Regions from separate parts of the Homo sapiens genome. Here region 2 is linked to region 1. A link is an interaction called in ENCODE POLR2A ChIA-PET data of the cell type or tissue named here. Cell type or tissue: PC-9. All regions are shown on one strand. Each heading gives the region's core, and the rest is flanking DNA. Links, peaks and the distances in the headings are about the cores only.

Evidence for each region. Peaks named below come from ENCODE experiments on the same cell type or tissue, not always from the same donor. Only the 100,000 strongest peaks of a DNase experiment are listed, where the experiment ranks them.
Region 2: POLR2A ChIA-PET joins it to region 1 with 14 read pairs; 2 of 35 experiments call an interaction of 5 or more read pairs at or near these places.

The regions. Positions count from the first base shown.
Region 1 is chr18:129,639-147,178 of GRCh38, reverse strand. No RefSeq gene overlaps it. Among named protein-coding and RNA genes, the nearest start is that of USP14, 20 kb to the left of the region's middle. In PC-9, for the core only: no CTCF peak of the experiment used is centred there; no DNase peak of the experiment used is centred there.
Region 2 is chr18:202,936-206,935 of GRCh38, reverse strand. It overlaps USP14 (ubiquitin specific peptidase 14), which reads right to left. Exons shown (of 16, transcript NM_005151.4): 11 at 3,991-4,000; 12 at 3,746-3,838; 13 at 2,244-2,372. Among named protein-coding and RNA genes, the nearest start is that of USP14, 46 kb to the right of the region's middle. In PC-9, for the core only: no CTCF peak of the experiment used is centred there; no DNase peak of the experiment used is centred there; H3K27ac peaks cover 380 bases.

The DNA of each region.
Region 1 (17,540 bases), core at 6,298-10,297:
AGAATTAAGAAGAGGCCGGTCACGGTGGCTCACGCCTGTAATCCCAGCACTTTGGGAGGCCGAGGCGGGCGGATCACGAGGTCAGGAGATCGAGACCATCCTGGCTAACACGGTGAAATCCCGTCTCTACTAAAAATACAAAAAAAAATTAGCCGGGCGTGATGGCGGGCGCCTGTAGTCCCAGCTACTCGGGAGGCTGACGCAGGAGAATGACGTGAACCCGGGGGGCGGAGCTTGCAGTGAGCCGAGATCGCGCCACTGCAGTCCAGCCTGGGCGACAGAGCGAGACTCCGTCTCAAAAAAAAAAAATAAATAAATAAAAATAAATAAATAAATAAATAAATAAATAAATAAAAAATTAAGAAGAAATGGACAAAAGTGATGGAAGCCCCAGAGGGCTGGGCAACGGAGTGATTTCTGGCAATGAGACCTGCTGAAGACGTTGCTGCCGAGAGGAACGAATTCTTTCACCATATTATTAACATTAGCTATATTAACAGTACTTTCAGTCAGGGTAGGTAGGTGAAGCGCTCTCTTGCATAAGTACTAGATAGCCTCACTTATTCTGTGTATGTCTGCAAATATCTTTATTTCAATCTTGTTCTTGCTGATCGGTTAGCTGAGTAGAGATTAATAGATTGGCAGTAATTTTCCTGAGCACTTTGAAGAAATTTCGTTGTCTTCTGTCATTTACTATTGCTGATGAAACTTTTTTTGTTAAGTTTAATTTGTTGTTACCTTGTAGATAAGGTCTTCTCTCTCTAATAACTCTTAGAATTTTCTCTTTGTTCTTAATATTCTGCAGTTTCATGTAGCGTGTTCAGCTGTGTATTTAATTTATCCATCTCAGTACTAGGAGTGAAGTTTTGAGCTGAGACTTAGGTTTTTGGATGCTGCTTATTCTCTGTTTTGAAACTACCATTGTTTTTTTAAAAAATAAAAATTTCTTTTAATTATTTATTTATTTAGTAGAGACAGGGTTCCACCATGTTATCCAGACTGGTCTGGAACTCCTGAGCTCAAGCAATCCTCCTGCCTCAGCCTCCCAAAGTGCTGGGATTACAGGCATGAGCCACCATACCCAGCCAAAATTTTCTCTTATAATTCATATTTTTAAAAATTAACAAAATTTTTTATTCTTGCTGTCATCTTACAAGTGGGTTTTTATTGAAGCTTCTCTTTTCTTTCTTTCTTTCTTTTTTTTTTTTTTTTGAGACAGGGTCTCACTGTGTCACCCAGGCTGGAGTGCAGTGATACAATTCTCTGCTCACTGCAGCCTCAACCTCCCAGACTCAGGTGATCCTCCCACCTCAGCCTCCCAAGTAGTTGGGATTATAGGTATGCGCCACCATGCCTGGCTAATTTTTGTATTTTTTGTAGAGACGGGGTTTCACCATATTGCCCAGGCTGGTCTCAAACTCCTGGGCTCAAGCAATCTGCCCACCTTGGCCTCCCAAAGTGCTGGGATTATAGGTGTGAGCCACCTCGCCTGGCCTGTTGAAGATTCTACATCCTTCATTTGTCTTACCTGGTCTCTCATATTCTTTTATCTCTTTATCTCTGTGGTAAATTATGTTTGAATTCTCAGTACTCTCTTCCAAATCATTAATTCTCTCTCTGTCCAGTCAGCCGGTTTTCCCGTCTATTGTTTTATATTTTAATGATTATATTTTACACTTCCAAGATTGCTTATTGGTTCTTTTTTATAATTGTCCTGTCTTGTGTAATATTTTTGTTTTCTTTTCATAATTTATTGGTCTTTTTGAAAAGAATATGATCCCTTTAAACTAATATTTTTGTCATTACTATTTTTTAACTTATTATTTGAAGTAATTTCAAAATTACAGTAAATTTGCAAGAGTAATACCAGGAACTCTTGTTTACCCTTCACTAACATTTCACCATAGTTGCTATATATGTGTGTGTATATATATATATATATATAATATATAGTTATAGATACATAGATATAAATCTATATATAGACACTCATGACATTTGTGTTAATCATTTGAGAGTAAGTTGCAGATATGATGTATATTTAGCTCTAAATAAATCAGTGTTATTCCGTAAGAACAAGAACATTCACTTGTATAACCATAGGACAACTACCAAAATCAGGATATTCACCATAATACAATAACACTATTACCTAATCTATAGACTTTATTCAAAGGACATTTTTGCAAAATGTCCTTTCTAGTAATTTTTTTTCTAGTCCAGGATCCAATCCAAGATCATGCCTTGCATTTAGAGTTACGGTTTTTAATCTTTGTAAATTTCAAACAATAATTCCCCAGCCTAATTTTCATCTTTTAAAGACTTTTACATAAAAGAAAATTCACCTAGAATAAAATCATTATGCCAGTTGCATAGTGGATAGTACAATGAACCTCTGTATTCCCATATCAAGATTTAACAAAATTCAAGTTTTGCCTATTTGTCTCATCTATTCTTTCCCCCTTTTTCTTTGCTTAAGAACCTCTATTAACCATCCCTAAAAGTATAGGAATTATTTTCTTATATAGCTATAATATCATTATCTTACCTAACAAAATTAACAATATTTTCTTGGTATTATCTATTTTGTAGACCATAGTCAACTTCCCCAGTTGTTTTTAAAATGGTGGGGTTTTTTTGCTGGTTTTCTTGTTTGTTTTTATTTGTTGATTATAGTTTATTTCTTAGAGTTAGGATCCAAATGAGATCCATAGATTACATTTGTTATGCCTCTTAAGTTCCTTTTGAAATAAAGCTGCGGCCTCTCTCTCTTTTTTTTTTTGGACAGAGTGTTATCCAAGCTGGAGTGCAATGGTGCGATCTTGGTTCACTGCAACCTCCACCTCCCAGGTTCAAGCGATTCTCCTTCCTCAGCCTCCGGAGTAGCTGGGATTATAGGCTCGCACCACCACGCCCAGCTAATTTTTTTTTTATTTTTAGTAGAGATAGGGTTTCACCATATTGGCCAGGCTGGTCTCCAACTCCTGGCCTCAAGTGATCCGCCCACCTCGGCCTCCCAAAGTGCTGGGATTACAGGCGTGAGCCATCGCACCCAGCGGCTGCTGCCTTTCTTTAACCTCACTACGTTATTTTCATGCCATTAACTTTTAGAAAAGCCAGGTAAGCCATTCCATAATATGAAATGTCCCATATCCTGGAGTTGTTGGTTTGCTGCTTTGTGGCACCATTTACCTTGATTTTCCCTGTATTTCTTGTAAGAGAAATTAGCTGTAGAGACTTGATTACATTCTAGCTAAGCCTTTTTTTACAGAAATACTCCAAGAATGATGCTGTGTGCTTCACGTTGCATTGGATGAGGAGGCGCACAGCATCTGATGGTCCCAGGCTTACTAATGATCAGGTGAGCTTGATGGCGGGGCAGAGTTTAGGTGAGACTCTGTGATCTCCCCATTGTTAGGCTCCCTGTTGTGAACCAAAGGTATCTGAGACAGGTCCCAATCAATTCAGAAAGTTTATTTTGCTAAGGTTAAGGACACTCCCAAGACACACCCTCAGGAGGTCCTGACGACATGTGCCCAAGGTGTATGGGTACAGTGTGTTTTTATACATTTTAGGGAGACATAATACCTCAGTCAATACATGTAGGATATACGCTGGTTCGATCTGGAAGGGAGGAAGGGTGGGGCAACTCGGAGTGGTGGGGAGAGCCTTCCAGATCATAGGTAGATTTAAAAATTCTGATTGCCAGTTGGTCGAAAGAGTTATCAATAGCTGGGCACGGTGGCTCACGCCTGTAATCCCAGCATTTTAGGAGTCCCAGGCTGGTGGATCACCTGAGGTTGGGAATTTGAGACCAACCTGACCAACGTGGAGAAACCCCATCTCTACTAAAGATACAAAATTAGTCGGGAGTGGTGGCGCATGCCTGTAATCCCAGCTACTCAGGCGGCTGAGGCAGGAGAATCGCTTGAACCTGGGAGGCAGAGGTTGCGGTGAGCCAAGATCCCGCCATTGCACTCCAGCCTGGGCAACAAGAGTGAAACTCCATCTCAAAAAAAAAAAAAGAAAGTTATCAATAGAAAGGAATGTCTGGGTTATGATAAGGGGTTGTGGAGCCCAAGGTTTTATCATGCAGATGAAGCCTCCAAGTAGCAGACTTCAGAGAGAATAGATTGTAAATGTTTCTTATCAGACTTAAGGTCTGTGTCGATATTAATGCTGGAGAGGTATAATGAGGTACACCTAAACCCCTCTTCCATCATGGCCTGAACTAGTTTGTCAGGTTCACTCTGGAATGCCCTTAGCTGAGAGGAAGGGTCCATTCATATGGTTGGGGGACCGTCTAATTTGCAGGATGACTCACTGTTTTCATCCCTCCTGTCTTCTGGTCTTTTTCTGACGTTCTCCAGCCTGGTGTTTGGGGTCTCCTGCTCCATGTTGATATTAGGATATGACACATCCAGTCACTAAGCCAAGGGCCAGTTCAGTTCAGTTACTTGTCACATAGCTTTGCCATTACCCTCCCATCTTCCTGGAGTCACAGCTCTACACAGAGACAGGGTTTTTAGTTTTTGGTTTTGCTTATTTATGTATTTTTTGTTGTTATTTTCAGCCTGTTTCATGAGTGGGGCGATTCCTCCTTTGCCTCTGGTTGTAAGTATTTATCCACTCCTATTCCCCTTTTCAAGCTGAGCATTTTATTTTATTTTATTATATTTTATTTTATTTTATTTTAGACGGAGTCTCACTCTGTTGCCCAGGCTGGAGTGCAGTGGCAAGATCTCGGCTCACTGCAACCTCCACTTCCTGGGTTCAAGCGATTCTCCCACCTCAGCCTCCTGAGTAGCTGCGATTACAGGCGTGCACCACCACGCCCGGATAATTTTTGTATTTTTAGTAGAGATGGGATTTCACCATGTTGGCCAGGCTGGTCTCGAACTCCTCGGCTCCAATGATCCTTCCACCTCAGCCTCCCAAAGTGCTGGGATTAGAGGCGTGAGCCACTGTGCCCAGCCATGCTGAGCATTTTAATCTGTTATCCTACAAGAGCAAAACTTGTCACCTCTGCCTGCTTCTATTTTTGGTCTATGGGGAATTTTTATCTCATTTTTCAGTCCATCTGCAAGTGTGTGTGTGTGTGTGTGTGTGTGTGTGTGTGTGCGTGTCTGTGTGTGTGTGTGTGTTCCTGGCCAAGTCCAGATCCATTCTGCCTGCATACAGTAAATCAATCACAGTGAAGATGGATTTTGCAAAGGAGAAAAGATTTATTCACAAGGGCACCGAGCAAGGAGGTGGGAGAACAGCTCTCAAGTCCACCTCCATGAAAATGAGGCTTCGGGATGTTTAGGGGTTAGGAAAGTGGAGTGATCTAAAGCATGGGGAAAGGTGATTGGCAGGGGAAAAAATAAAGTAACAGGTTCATGATGCACAAGCATAGCTGGGGCTCGTGACATTTGTGTGGCATATGTACAGAAAATGATGGCATCAGCTTGATCTGAGGGGGGAGTTTTTGGCCCTCTGTGGTCAAAAGGCCACGTCTTGGGCAATTGTGTTGGCCCAGTTGAAGGGTCAGTGGTCTCAAACAGTTTGAACTGGACAGGAGCCGGCCCACATTTCTGAAAAACAACTGAAGCAACCATTACTATGGTGACTTATGGATGTTATCTATAAAGTAGCCAGCGATGGGTAAGTTTCAGCGTTCAGTGGTGAGGCCTTCGGTATTGCAGCCTTCAACATCCTGGAAAAAAGGAAAAAACAAACAAGCAAAAGCGAGCGATCAAAAGCAAGCAGGGCAGGCAGAGCTGACTAAACGAACCCCTCAGTTTCATGTGTGTGTGTCTGTGTGTCTAATAAACTCTTTATTTCTCCTTCATTTTTTAAAAAATTAATACACTTTATTTTTTAGAGCAGTTTTAGGCTCACAGAAAAACTGAATGTTAAGTCCAAGAATTCCCATACACCCACTCCCAGCCATCCACACCATTGACATCCCCTGTCAGTGTGGTGCATTTGTTATAATCAATGAACCAACACAGACACATCTTTATCACCCAAAGTCCATAGTTTATTCTCTTTTTTCTTGAGACGGTCTCACTCTATCACCCAGGCTGGAATGCAGTGGTGCAGTCTCAGCTCACTGCAGGCTCCACCTCTCAGGCCTAGTGAGCCTGTTACTTCAGCCTCCTGAGTAGCTGGGACTACAGGCACGTGCCACCGCAACTGGCTAATTTTTGTATTTTTATAGAGATGAGGTTTCACCATGTTGCCCAAGCTGATCTCAAACTTGAGAGCTCAAGCTATCTGCCCACCTCGGCCTCGCAAGGTGCTGGGATTGCAGGGGTGAGCCACAGCGCCCAGCCCAGAGTTCATAGTTTAAATTAGGGTTCACCCTGTGTTGAACATTTTATGGGTTTCACAAGTGTAGAATGTCATATACCCACTGTTACAGTATCATAAACGGTAGTTTCACTGCCCAAAAAAGCCTCTGGGCTTCACCTGTTCCTCCCTTCCCCACCCCTAACCCCAGGCAACCACTGATCTTCTTACTGTCCCCATAGTTTTGCCTTTTCCAGAATGTCATCTAGGTGGAATCTTACAGTATATAGTTTTTTTCAGATTGGCTTCTTTCACTTTGCAATATGCCTTTGATATGGTTTGGCTCTGTGTCGTCACCCAAATCTCATCTTGAATTGTACTCCCATAATTCCCACATGTTGTGGGAGAGACCTGGTGGGAGATAATTGAATCGCCAATACTGTTCTCATGGTAGTGAATAAGTCTCACGAGAGCTGATGGTTTTATCAGGGGTTTCCGCTTTTGCATCTTCCTCATTCTTACTTTGCCTGCTGCTCCTCCTTGCCTTCTGCCATGATTGTGAAGCTTCCCCAGCCACCTGAAACTGTAAGTCCAATTAAACCTCTTTCTTTTGTAAATTGCTCAAGCCTTGGGTATGTCTTTACTAGCAGCGTGAAAAGGGACTAATACAGCATTTAGGTTTCCTCCATGTGTTCTTGTAGCTTGATAGCTCTTTTGTTTTTTTTAGTGCTCCTGTGTGGTCAAGTAATTTCTTATTTGTACATTATATGGATGTAGCATCAATTCAAATATTAATCTCATCCAGAAACACCCCCACAGACACACACAGATTAATCGTTGGCCAAACGTCTGGGTACCCCACAGCCCAGTCAAGTTGACATATAAAATTAACAATCACAACTGTTATGCCAAAAATCATGACTCCACTAAAGTAGGGGAGTCACCTCAACTGAGAGTCAAAACTGAACACAAGCCAGGTGCAGTAGAGCATGCCTGTAGTTTCCACTACTCAGGCAGCTGAGGCAGGAGGGTCACTTGAGCCTAGAAGTTCGAGTCCAACCTGAGCGATATAGAGAGACTCTGTCTCTTAAAAAAAACAAAACCAGGACACAATGGCAGAAAGGAAGTCCTCCCCGCCCCTCAAAAATTGAGATGCTGAGACCAGAAGAAAGGCAAAACAGATGTGGGTGGAAAAATCACAAATGCCCCCAGTCATGAGTCCCGCCATCCAAAGAGAATTGGTCAAGAACATTATGTTGCACTCAATTATATTTATATTTATATTTATGTTAGGCAAGCCCAACAGTACAATCACTATGGAGTGAGCCAGACAATCTTTAACCAGTTTCCCACTACAACCCCAGCTCCTGCTTCTTCATTACCCTCCTTTAATTATATAAACAGGCTGGGCCCAGTGGCTCACACCTGTAACCCCAGCACTTTGGGAGGCCAAGACGGGCATATCACATGAGGCCAGGAGTTGGAAACCAGCCTGGCCAATATGGCAAAAACCCGTCTTTACTAAAAATACAAAAATTAGCTGAGTGTGGTGGTGCGCACCTGTAGTCCCAGCTACTTGGGAGGCTGAGGCACAAGAATCGCTTGAACTTGGGAGGTGGAGTTTGCAGTGAGCTGAGATCATGCCACTGTGCTCCAGCCTGGATGACAGAGCAAGACTCTTTCTCAAAAAAATAATATATGTAAATAATTTTTCAATATGATACTCCTGACATTATGGTAAAAAAGCAACTATTTTGTTAATATTTAATTCAAGAATAACTATTCTGGCATCTCTTCAAATTATGGTACTTAAAACTGAGGCCTATGCATATTTATACTAACTTTTTTTTTTTTTTTTGGAGATGAAGTCTTGCTTTGTGGCCCAGGCTGGAGTGCAGTAGCATGATCTCGGCTCACTGCAACCTCTGCCTCTTAAGTTCAAGCTATTCTTGTGCCTCAGCCTCCTGAGTAGCTGGGACTACAGGCACGTGCCACCATGCCCGGCTAATTTTTGTATTTTTAGTAGAGACAGGGTTTCACTATGTTGGTCAGGCTGGTCTCAAACTCCTGACCTCAGGTGATACTCTTGCCTCAGCCTCCCAAAGTGCTGTGATTACAGGCGTGAGCCACCATGCCCAGCCTACTAATATCTTTAAATATTAGGCTATCTAGTACAATTTGTATATGTATTATATACTTAAATGTGAAAAGGTCTCTACTAAATTTCTGAAATTGATGATTTCATAGCTCTTACACTGAGATAGGGGCCATTTATTTGGTTCTGGAAAATAATTTGGGTGATTCTGGAAAAAAGGTTTTATGATTCCAATATGGAAACACATATGCTTCCTCCAGCCTAATTTGAAATGAAAAGCTGAGATTCTCATAAACTTCCAAGATGCCAGTATCCTCACAAACTCAGATGTGAGCTACTTTTATTTAATTCATTTTTTTTCTGTTTTGTTTTGTTTTGTTTGAGACAGGGTCTTGCTCTGTGGCCCTCTGTGGCTCAGGCTGGAGTGCAGTGGCGTGATCACGGCTCACTGCAGCCTTGACCTCCCAGGCTTGAGTGAGCCTCCTACCTCAGCCTCCTGAGTAGGTAGGACTACAGGCATGTGCCACCATGCCAGGATAATTTTTGTAATTTTTATAGAGGTGGGTTTTCACCGTGTTGCCCAGGTTGATCTCGAACTCCCAGACTGAAAGGATCCTCCCACCTTGGCCTCCCAGAGTGCTGGGATTGCAGGCATGAGCCACTGTGCCTGGACTTTCTTTCTGTTTTAAATATCAGCACACATCCTGAAGTTCATTTTATTGAGTAGTGCATCTTAAAAATATAAAATTTCACCAGGCACGGTGGCTCACGCCTGTAATCCCAGCCCTTTGGGAGGCTGAGGCAGATCACTTGAGGTCAGGAGTTCAAGACCAGCGTGGCCAACATGGTGAAACCCTATCTCTACTAAAAATACAAACATTAGCTGGGTGTTGTGGTGGGCACCTGTAATCCCAGCTACTCAGGAGGCTGAGGCAGGAGAATTGCTTGAACCTGGGAGGCAGAGGTTGCAGTGAGATCGCACCACTGCCCTCCAGCCTGGGCAATAGAGTAAGACTCCGTCTCAAAAAAAAAAAATATATATATATATATATAATTTCATTTTATTTTCTTTAACAAATACATAATGAGATAAACAATAATTTGTATATCACGTACTTTGGAGCAAGATTTAAAACACTGAAGCAGAAAATTAAAGTGGACAACTAGGTGGCAGCAATGGAAATACTGGTTTAAAATCTGCTCCTGTGCAGTTAAGTCATTTCTTAGCGTCACAACTTGCTCTGTCAAAATAACAGTGTTCTTGTTTTCCTACTAGCAACTCACCTGGGAACCACAGCAACAAGACGATAAATTGCTTTTCTTCTAGAAACCTACACACATTTTAACAAAGATTGGTAGTGTGCAGGGTGCGTGGGAGGGAAACAGCAGGAAAAGATGTGGACACCCCCCAAACAACAGACTCTTTTTCAATCATATACATTTTATCATTCCCAATTTGGCCGGGTGCAGTGGCTCATGCCTGTAATCCCAGCACTTTGGGAGGCTGAGGCAGGCAGATCACTTAAGGTCAGGAGTTCAATTTACTTTTGATCCTCACATTCAGATCTCTCTCTCTCTCTCTCTGCCTCTCTCTCTCTCTCTTCCTTGTTGTGAGCCTCGCTCTCTCACCCAGGCTGGAGTGCAGTGGTGCGATCTCGGCTCAATTCAACCTCCGCCTGCTGGGTTCAAGCGATTCTCCTGCCTCAGCCTCCGGAGTAGCTGGGATTACAGGCGCGCACCACCACGCCAGCTAATTTTTGTTTTTAGTAGAGACCGGGTTTCACCATGTTGCCCAGGCTGTTCTCGAACGCTAGAGCTCAGATGATCCACCCGCCTCTGTGAGCCACCTCGCCCGGCCACATTCAGATTTTTTGATTCCACAGAAAAGCTCACCATGTTTAGACTAATATTTCTTATATTAATCATCCCTAGACTTTATTTTCCACCAAACACCTATTTATCAAATCTTTTTTTAATTTTTACTCAGTTTTATTGACTGTAAAATTTGCCATAGTTTCTTGGTTTTGCCTGTAGTGAATCAAAGCAACCAACAGCTATAAGAAAAATTTGTGGCTTTTGCCTCTTTTTTTTTTTTTTTTGCCGGAAACAGCAGCCGGTTTGCAAACCAGTCCTTCCGCCACTTTCAGTGCAGGTGGTTTGTGTGGGTCTGACCTCACGTGACTCTGGTGTGACCAATCAGAACACGGCTTCCCTCTGCCTGTAGTGATTGGTTCAACCAGAGACATGTGACTCAGCTAATGGGAGGAGTTCCCTGGCCCCTGGAATAAGTAGGCAACAGAGATGCTCTTTGTCCTGAGATTGCTACACTTGTAGAACGTAGGCCTGGCGCTGCAGTAAGATGAGGAGACTGTGAGAAGGAGGCCACCCCAAAGGAGAAAAGTGGGCTAGAGGTACAAAGATGCTAGAAGCTTCACTGGAGCTACTGGACTCACGCTCAAAGCTAGCTTTTTCCCTGCACTTTGAATTAAACAAATTTCATGAATCAGTAAGTTTCTTCTTTAGCCAGTGTGTGTTGGGTTTTCCATTTGCAACCAAAAGATTCCTCATGCAAAAAAGTGCACATTGTAAAAATGATTTTCTAACATGAGTCCTGTTTTTATGGTTTTCCTCACATATTTAAATGTTTTCTGTAATTATGTTTTAGGTACTGAATGATAACATGCACTCTTATTTATTAAAAGGCACATCATTTTAATAACTCAGTTTTGGAAACAAAGCTATATGTTGCAGAAGCATTCAATTATAAATTGAGAGACCTGGGTTTTAGTCTGTTTTGTTCTGTTGCAACTTTATTTATTTAGAGATGATGCCCGGGCTGCACTCAAACTCCTGGGTTCAAGCAGCATTCCTGTCTCAGCCTCATGAGTAGCGACTACAGAAGTGTGCCAGCAGGCCCAGCTAATTACAGTTTAAAACATGGGCATCTTACAATTTCCTCTCTAGTATTGGTATCCTTACTTGAAGAGTAAGTAACTTGAGTTGGACTATCTCTAAGATCACTACCAGCATTAAAATTAATTCTGTGGCTCTTAGAAATATAGATTGGAGGATGAAATGGAAAAAAAAATAAATGGGAGGAAGTAGAGAAGAAAAATCAAACCACTTTTTTTCCAGCAAAACACAGGTATTAATTTTTGGTGCCCATGTATAAAAACATTGATTTATTAGTCAAAGAAAAAGAAAGTAATTCTGGCATAATATTTTATTGTTCCCCTGTATTTTCTGCACTCCCATATGGATTATGTATCCTCACCTCCTTGATGGCAGACGTGGCCTTATGACTTGCTATGACCATGAAATGCAAGTTGGCAGTGCTAGGTGCCATATCTGGGCGGAAGTGTTGAAAACTAGCTCATGCATCACCATGTCCTTTTATCCTTTGCCATGATGATTGGCAATATTTGAAAGAGAGGCTACTTCATTGCCCTGGGTCCCAGAGTGAATAGGACACAAAGCAAAGTTGCAGCTGACCTATAATGGAAATGTAGTATGAGGGGGAAGTAAACCTTTGTTTTTGTAAGCCACTGAGATTTGAGGGAGTGATACCACAGCCTAATCTAGCCTTCCAGACCCGTGCTGTAATGGTGATGAAACAAAACTGTATTAAGGTGGTTGTGCAGACCCTAAAAATTCTCAACCTCATTTATAAAGGCTTGATTTGTTCTACATATATAAAGTTGAGATGATCACCATAATTATTAAGGTTGAGGCTGGCACTGTGACACTGTCTTAATAAATACAGAAAATTCATACAAGGATTATTTTTCTAAAATGAATGGCTTAGATGCCAACAGTATTACTTAAAAGTAGAAAAATATGGCCTGCAATAGTGCCAGTATCATGAGGGAGTCACATCTGCAGAAGTTCAGTTTAACAGGGAGCTACTTCAGACCTGAAGTGGAGATTTTGTGTGAAATGCAGTTGTAATATGAAATGATGATCTTTCAAAGTGAAGTTGATAATTAGGTGGAACCTGTGAAACCCTGAGGCTTTTAAAAAAAGTGGCTATAAGTCCATCAGAAATTGGAAAAGAGGTTAAAAATGTTCTATAGGCAGCATCAGGGTAACACCTGAAGCAACTGTAAAAATTCTGTTTGTAATCACGTATCTTCTTGTAATTACCTTTTAAACACTAAAATAATGTATTAGAGGCCTATAAAAATAGAGATTACTATTCAAGGGGCTTTTCAAGGGAAAATTACTCATTGTGGGGATTTTTTTTTTTTTTCTTGAGACAGGGTCTCACTCTGTCACCCAGGCTGGAGTGCAGTGGTGTGATCTTGGCTCAAGTGATTCTTCTGCCTCAGCCTCCCGAGTAGCTGGGATTACAGGGACGTGTCAGGTTGGCCAGGCTGGTCTCAAACTCCTGACCTCAAGTATTCCACCCACCTTAGCTTCCCAAAGTGCTGGGATCACAGGTGTGAGCCACCGCACCCGGCCTGATTGTGGGGAATTTTGTATGCCATGTTCTGAAGTAGGAGCTACACCCGGAAAAAAGAGCTCTGAGGGAGCTTGTACAGAAAATGCTTTGAAGACAATAATGGAGCTATTCCACAATGATGGAGGGGATTTTTTGTTTGTTTGTTTTTCACTATTAATGTCTGGTAATCTTGTAACTACTCTTCTTGAAAAATATCACATAAATATTGAAATATAGTTGGCTAGGATTTCTTTTTTTTTCTTTCTTTTTTTTTTTGAGACGAAGACTTGCTCTGTCACCCAGGCTGGAGCTCATTTTTGTATTTTTAGTAGAGATGAGGTTTCACCATGTTGGCCAGGGTGGTCTCAAACTCCTGACCTGAAGTGATCCGCCTGCCTTGGCCTCCCAAAGTACTGTGATTACAGGCATGAATGAGTCACTGCGCTCAACCAGTTGGCTAGGATTTCTAATCTGGAATCCTAAAAGTGGTAATACCGCAGGTAAGGCACCCTATTTAACCATGAAGACCTGCAGAGAGTAATGTCTGAAGTATTCCTTCCCCACCCCAAATCTCAAGTAAATTTTTCTTTTGCCAGCTGTAACTCAGTATCATACAGGGCATAGAATTCTAGAAAGTGTAGTTCCAGTGTAGCCAAGGTGACATAGAACAAAACCACAGGGAACCTTTTACAATTGTATTATATTCATTATCTTTCCAAGTCTATACATATACATCTACAGTTTTTTTATCATGAATATAGAGAATTTTGTAATTAATTTGCTAATAATTTAAGATATTTAGGTTTATAAATTTTTGTTATGTGAAGGTAATAATATAAATTGTTCTATGACACTCAAGATACATGAAATATTTTTCTATAAATGATAACATCCATATATATATTCCCCGTTCTCATTTTCTAACATAGATAAGACATCCATTACCAAAAGGGTGACCATATGTCCTTGTTTATGCTGATTTTCTTGGTATATTTAGCCCCATTTATTTCAAAAGTACTCCAGTTTGGACTATATATATGGTCACTCTAACACCAGTTATTATTTGGGTTCCTTGCCCATCTCCACTGGATAGTGCAAAAACGCAGGAGCTTATCTCCATCTGGGAAAATGAGGGGGATCTGGAATTTAACCCATAGTGGTTGTCACTAATATTCTGAATCCTCTGTCTCATCATTTGGATTGAAAACTTCCCCAGGGCCTGGGTTCTTTTTTTTTTTTTTTTTTTTTTTTTTTTTTTGAGACAAAGTCTCACTCTGTCACCCAGGCTGGAGTGTAGTGGCATGATCTCCACTCACCACCTCCCGGGTTCAAGCAATTCTCCTGCCTCAGCCTCCCGAGTAGCTGGGATTACAGGCACCCACAACCATGCCCGGCTAATTTTTGTATTTTTAGTAGAGACGGGGTTTCACCATGTTGGCCAGGCTGGTCTCGAACTCCTGACCTCAGGTGATCCACCCGCCTCAGCCTCCCAAAGTGCCGGGATTACAGGCGTGAGCCCCCGCGCCTGGCCGAGCCTGGGTTCTTAATGGCCAGTTCTCCTATGTACTCACACATCTATGTCCATTCAAGTCCCATCCAAGATCCACATGGTGTCTCAGGCTCTCCCTCCATAGGTTCCTTTCCACCCTGCCCCTCTTCCTGCCCCATCTTGGATTAGTTTAGTCCACCCCCAACCACCCTTCACTTACAGCACCAACCTTCTTTGTTTTCCTGTTGATACCATCCAACTTAATTCTTTAGAGACACAGACCACTCAACAACAACAACAAAAGCCTGGTTTGGAAGTAGTGTTCAAAGGGGCCTTAAAACACAAATGTGATGCTTCAGGGACAAAAATGGCTCAGTAATGTATTCTTACACTGTACTAAACTTATGCATATATATCTTGGTGCATATGTGTGAACATTTCCATGGGATCAGTCATAGAAGTGAAATTCCCTATCAAAGGCCTATATACTTAATATATTGATAAATACCACCAAAATAAATTACCCCCAGTAGTAACCATTTTTCGATTTTTTGAAAGTAATGGATATTATAATGAAAAAACCCCATAAATTTAATGGGCAAGAAGGTATGCTGGTATTCTAAATGCAGTTCCCATACTTTATTAGCCATTTGTATATTATTATTATTATTATTTTAAGATGGAGTCTTGCTCTATCACCCAGGCTGGAGTAGTGGCACAATCTCGTCTCACTGCAACCACCACCTCCCAGGTTCAAGCAGTTCTCCTGCCTCAGCCCCCCAGGTAGCTGGGATTACAGGTGCCCACCACCATGCATGGGTAATTTTTGTATTTGAGTAGAGATGGGGTTTCACTGTGTTGGCCAGGCTGGTCTCGAACACCTGACCTCAAGTGATCTGCCCACCTCAGCCTCCCAAAGTGCTGGAATTACAGGCGTGAGCCACTTTGCCCGGCCCTGTATATTATTATTTTTTACCTAACCAAGCAAGCAGCACTAAATCATTTGCATTTCTAAAATTAACTGCTTGTTCATCACCTTTAGCTCATTTTTCTATAGGGTTACTTTTAAAAAATCCGTTGATTTACAGGATTTTTAGAATTTTAAACTTTTTCTCTCATGTTTCAAGTATTTTTCTCAGTGCCATTTATAGTTTGTTTGTTTCTGGAGTTATTTGCCATATAGAAGTTTTATATTTGTATGTATCATCTGCCAATTGTTACCTTTTTTGGCAGCACTGAAAATTCAGGTGATCTTAAACATCAGACAGATAACACAAATAAGTGGTCCAGGTAAGGACTGGGTGAAATAGAAAACATATCCTCTCTCAGAAAACAGTGAGAGGATATTGCTGCTGTGCAGGCCTCTGGCCCTGTGTTGAGAAACAGTTATTGGAAATCAGATTTGTATTTGAAGTATTCCAGTTTTTAAATTAGCAACTATTTGCTTGTAACCCCAGCACTTTTGGAGGCCAAGATGGGCAGATTGCTTGAGCTCAGGAGTTCAAGACCAGCCTGGGCAACATGGCAAGACCCCATCTCTACCAAAAATACAAAAAATTAGCTGGGCATGGTGGCATGTGCCTGTGGTCCCAGCTACTAGGGAGACTGAGGCGGGAGGATCACTTGAGCCCAGGAGGCAGAGCTTGCAATGAACCGAGATTGCACCACTGCACTCCAGCCTGGGCAAGAGAGTGAGACCCCATCTGATGTGATTTGGCTGTGTCCCCACCCAAATCTCGTATTGAATTCCCCCATGTGTGGGAGGGACCTGGTGGGAGGTAGTTGAATCATGGGGGCAGGTCTTTCCTGTGCTGTTCTCATGGTGGTGAATTACTCTCATGGGATCTGATGATTATAGAAGGGGGAGTTTCCCTGCACAAGCTCTTTTATCTTGTCTGCCACCATGTGAGACATGCCTTTCACCCTCCACCACGATTGGGAAGCCTCCTCAGCCACGTGGAACTGTAAGTCCATTAAATGTCTTTCTTTTGTAAATTGCCCAGTCTCAGGTATGTCTTTATCAGCAGTGTGAAAATGGACTAATACAGTAAATTGGTACCAGAAGTGGGGTGTTGCTGAGAAGATACCGGAAAATGTGGAAGCAACTTTGGAACTGGGTAACAGGCAGAGGTTGAAACAGTTTGGAGGGCTCAGCAGAAGACAGGAAAATGTGGGAAAGTTTGGAACTTCCTAGAGATTTGTTGAATGGCTTTGTCCAAAATGCTGATGGCGATATGGACAATAAGGTCCAGGCTGAGGTGGACTCAGATGGAGATGAGGAACTTGTTGGGAACAGGAGCAAAGGTGACTCTTGTTATGTTTTAGCAAAGAGACTGGCAGCATTTCGCCCCTGCCTTAGAGATTTATGGAACTTTGAACTTCAGAGAGATGATTTAGGGTATCTGGTGGAAGAAATGTCTAAGCAGCAAAGCATTCAAGAGGTGACATGGGTGCTGTTAAAGGCATTCAGTTTTATAAGGGAAGTAGAGCATAAAAGTTCAGAAAATTTGCAACCTGACAATGTGATAGAAAAGAAAAACCCATTTTCTGAGGAGAAATTGAAGCTGGCTGCAGAAATTTGCATAAGTAAGATGTTAATCCCCAAGACAATGGGAAAAATGTCTCCAGGGCATGTCAGAGGCCTTCACGGCAGCCCCTCCCATCACAGACCCAGAGGCCTAGGATAAAATGGTTTTGTGGGCCAGGCAGAGTCCCCATGCTGTGTGCAGTCTAAAGACTTGGTGCTCTGCATCCCAGCCACTCCAGCCGTCACTAAAAGGGGCTAAGAGACAGCTTGGGCTGTTGCTTCAGAGAGTGGAAAACCCAAGCCTTGGCAGGTTCCATGTGGTGTTGAGCCTGTAGGTGCAGAGAAGTCAAGAACTGAGGTTTAGGAACCTTGGCCTAGATTTCAGATGTATGGAAATGCCTGGATGCCCAGGCAGAAGTTTGCTGCAGGGGTGGGGCCCTCATGGAGAACCTTTGCCAGGGCAGTGCAGAAGGGATGTGAGGTTGGAGTCTCCACACAGAGTCCTTACTGGGGTACCGCCTAGGGCCACCGTCCTCCAGACCCCAGAATGGTAGATCCACTGACAGCTTGCACTGTGTGCCTGGAAAAGCCACAGACACTCAACACCAGCCCATGAAAGCAGCCAGGAAGGAGGCTGAACCCTGCAGTCACAGGGGCAGAGCTGCCCAAGACCATGGGAACCATCAGTGCGACCTGGATATGAGACATGGAG
Region 2 (4,000 bases), core at 1-4,000, 66 kb before region 1:
AACTCTCAGAAAAAAACATACGTATAAATCTCTGAGGGCATGGACTGGGCAATGTTGCCCAGACTGGAGGGCAGTGGCGTGATCTCAGCTCACTACAACCTCTGCCTCCCCAGTTCAAGCGATTCTCCTGCCTCAGCCTCCCAAGTAGCTGGGATTATAGGTCCGCACCACCATACCCAGCTAATTTTTTGTATTTTTAGTAGAGACAGGGTTTCACCATGTTTGCCAGGCTGGTCTCGAACCCCTGACCTCAAGTGATCTGCCTGTCTCAGCCTCCTAAAGTGCTGGGATTACAGGTGAGAGCCACCATGCCGAGCCCGGCAATGCTTTCTTAGATATGACACCAATAGCACAAGCAACTAAAGAAAAAAATAGACTGGATTTCATAAAAATTAAAAAAACCTTTCTTCTGCAAAAGACCCTAGGTTAAGAGGATGAAAACATAAGCTACAGACTAGGAGAAAATATTCACAAACCACATATCCAACAAAGGTCTAGAATATGGAGAACTCTCAAAATTCAAGAGTAAAAAAACAGTACAATTAGAAAATAGGGAAAAGACAAGAGGAAGCATTTTACAAAAGAGGATATACAGATAGCAAATAAACACATGAAGACATGCTCAACTTCATCAGCCACTAGGAAGGTGCAAAGGAAAACACAGTATCACTATAAACCTATCCAATGGCTGAAATGAAAAATAGTGACAACACCAAATGCTGGTGAGAATGCAGAGAAAGTGAATCAGTCTCACCTTGCTGGTGGAAATGTAAAATGGTACAGCCACTCTAGAAAACATCTGGCAGTTTCCTGAAAAACTAAACATGCAACTACCATGCAATCTAACAACTGCATTCCTAGGCATTCATTCCAGAGAAATGGAACTTACGTTTACATTAAAACCTGTACACGAATGTTTACAGCAGGTTTATTCATCACAGACAAACACTAGAAACAACCCAGGTGTTCTTCAATAGGTGAATGGTGAAGCAGATTGTGGTAAATTCACACCAGGGAATACTGATCAGCAATGAAATGGAAGGAGCAACTGATATGCACAACACCCTGGATGAGTCGCCAGAGAATTATGCTGAGTGAGAAAGGTTATATTAAAAAGTGGAAGAGTTTTTATTTCGTTTGTATAATTTTTTTTTAGAAACAGAGTCTTGCTTTGTTATACAGGTTGGAGTGCTGTGGCACAATCATGGCTCATTACAGCATTTAACTCTTGGTCTCAAGCGATCCTCTCATCTCAGCCTCCCAAGTAGCTAGAACTACCGGTGTATGCCACCACATCCAACTGATTTTTTTTATTTTCATATTTTGTAGAGACAGGGTTTCACTACGTTGCCCAGGACAGTCTCGAACTCCTGGCCTAAAGTGATCCTCCTGCCTCAGATTCCCAAAGTCCTGGGATTACTAGCGTGAGCCACCATGCCTGGCCAACTTTCTTGAAATGACAAAAATTATAGAAATGAACGGGTTGGTAGTTGTCAGGAATTAAGGAAGGGGTAGGGCAGAAGAAAAGTGGCCCTGTGGCAATAATGCAAGATCTTTGTGGTGATGGAAATGTACTGTATTTTGACTGCATCAAGGTCAACACTAGGTAAGGTTTTACGTGAAGTACTTTGAGGAGATAAGTATAAAAGGAATATGAGCTACAGATTACAGGGGGAAGGAAAATATTAAGCTTATTCTACCACAAAGGACTCATTTATTCTAAGTAGAGTTCTGTTTCTCATGCTAAAATACACCTAAAGGCCAGGTGTGGTGCCTCATGCCTATAATCCCCAGCACTCTGGGAGGCCTAGGTGGGCAGATCGCCTGAGCTCAGGAGTTCGAGACTAGCCTCAGCAACATGGCAAAACCCTGTCTCTACCAAAAATACAAAAAAATAGCTGGGCATGGTGGCGCACGCCTGTGGTCCCAGCTACTTGGGAGGGTGAGGTGGGAGGATCATTTGCGCCTGGGAGGTTGAGACTGCAGTGAGCCTGAGTGACAAAGGAAGACCTTGTCACAAAAAAAAAAAAAGGAAAATAAAACACATGCAAAACTTTAAAGATCTGCACTGATATATGGAGGATGTGTATACCTGCTAATTGTAATACAGATTGATCCAAATAATACTATACAAAGTATAGTTCTGAAGGAAAAATGAAGCAGGAAAAAAAAGACAGAGTAATTGCTGAGCACTGATGGGAGATTAAGATATTAAGAGTATAAAGTCAGCAGTAAGAACCTACTGTATTTGGCTGCTGATTCACTTTTTTATCTTCTAGATCCTTGAATTTGGATCGAAAAGACACCATTTTCTCTTGAAGTTCTGGTGTACACAGTTCATACATATCCAACATAAGAGGAAATTTAACATCCTATATACAAACAAACAAAAAACATGTGTAAACACATTTATAAAGATATTTATTTAAAGTATCACATATCTGAAGTAATGCTTTCATAATTCAGATACAGTTGAAAATAAAATCTGTGAAAATCACTTGGAAATCTGCAGTTGAAACCTCTTAAGAGTGCCTATTTTCAAGAATGATCTGGTTCTAACTTTTTTAAGGTGAGAAATTTCTAAAACATGTTTTTCCATTAAATACTCTAACCCACAAAACTAACCACAGAGGAAGTACCAAAATTTACCTGAGAAAAGAAACATCTCAGAAATATTGGACAAGCTGCTGTGAAAATAATGGACCTCCCAAACTGGAATAAACTTATGGTTTTTTTTTTTTATTTGAAATACAACTTTACATAGAAGTAATAGTGATATAGTTCAATAGCTTATAGTAGTATATATTTAAAGTATACAACACTAGATACTTCAACTACATTTAACCTTCTCATACAACGCTAAGTATACTGGAAAATATACTAAGAATTTAAGCTCAAAAGGCTAAAATGATAGATAGGCCCCTCCCAGGACTCTATGGAGATGTAGCAGAACTACAACTCAACAAAAACAGTCAGATTCTGAGGCTGGATCCTAAATCAAGGGATTACAATTTAAGTACTCTTTGGGCACCAGTGATTTAACTCTTTCTCCTTTCACCTGAAAGAAAGGAACTCTTTGGGAGGCCAAAGCGGGCGGATCAAGAGGTCAGGAGATTGAGACCACGGTGAAACCCCATCTCTACTAAAAATACAAAAAAATTAGCCGGGCACGGTGGCGGGCGCCTGTAGTCCCAGCTACTCGGGAGGTTGAGGCTGGAGAATGGCATGAACCCAGGAGGCAGAGCTTGCAGTGAGCCAAGATAGCGCCACTGCACTCCAGCCTGGGTGACAGAGCGAGACTCCGTCTCAAAAAAAAAAAGAAAGAAACCACCTAGAGTATAGTGCAGAGTTATCACTCCCTACCTCACACCCATCTCCAAGCCTACTGAATCAGTATCCCTGAAGCTGAGGACGTGGTCTAGGGCACTATTTCTGGGTAGTGCAGGAGAGCCATCAGAATTGTATATGAATCTTTTGAAAAATATAATATCCTAGGCCCCACCGAAGACCTACCCAGATGTTTGGGGGTGAGGGAGAAGCCAGGTGTGTGTACAGTTAAAAATAAAAAAGACAATAGATAATTCTAATATACGTTCTGAGTTAAGAATCACTTGTCTAATATTAGCTCCCCTAAATATTTCAAAGAAAGCTTAACTATTCCTAAAGGAATAATGAAAGCAATTGTGAGTTAGCAATTACCTTCAAAGAATTACATTTCTTATACAAAGTAAAGTTCATTACTAACCTTAAGAACTTTGGCATTCACAGATTCCTTCTCTTTATAAAAAAATCGAACCATCTGAATGGTCAAGTAAGCAGGCAGCCGGCTGATCTTGGACTGAGGAGACAAAATGTAAAGAAATCCCATTACATCAAAATACCATACAAGTTTTAATTATTTGGTGGTAAAAATTAAGACTGGATAAAATTAATTAACTGGAAATATTTCAGTGAAGCGGAATTTGGCTTCGAAAGGACTGCATAACTTACAGATTTGATA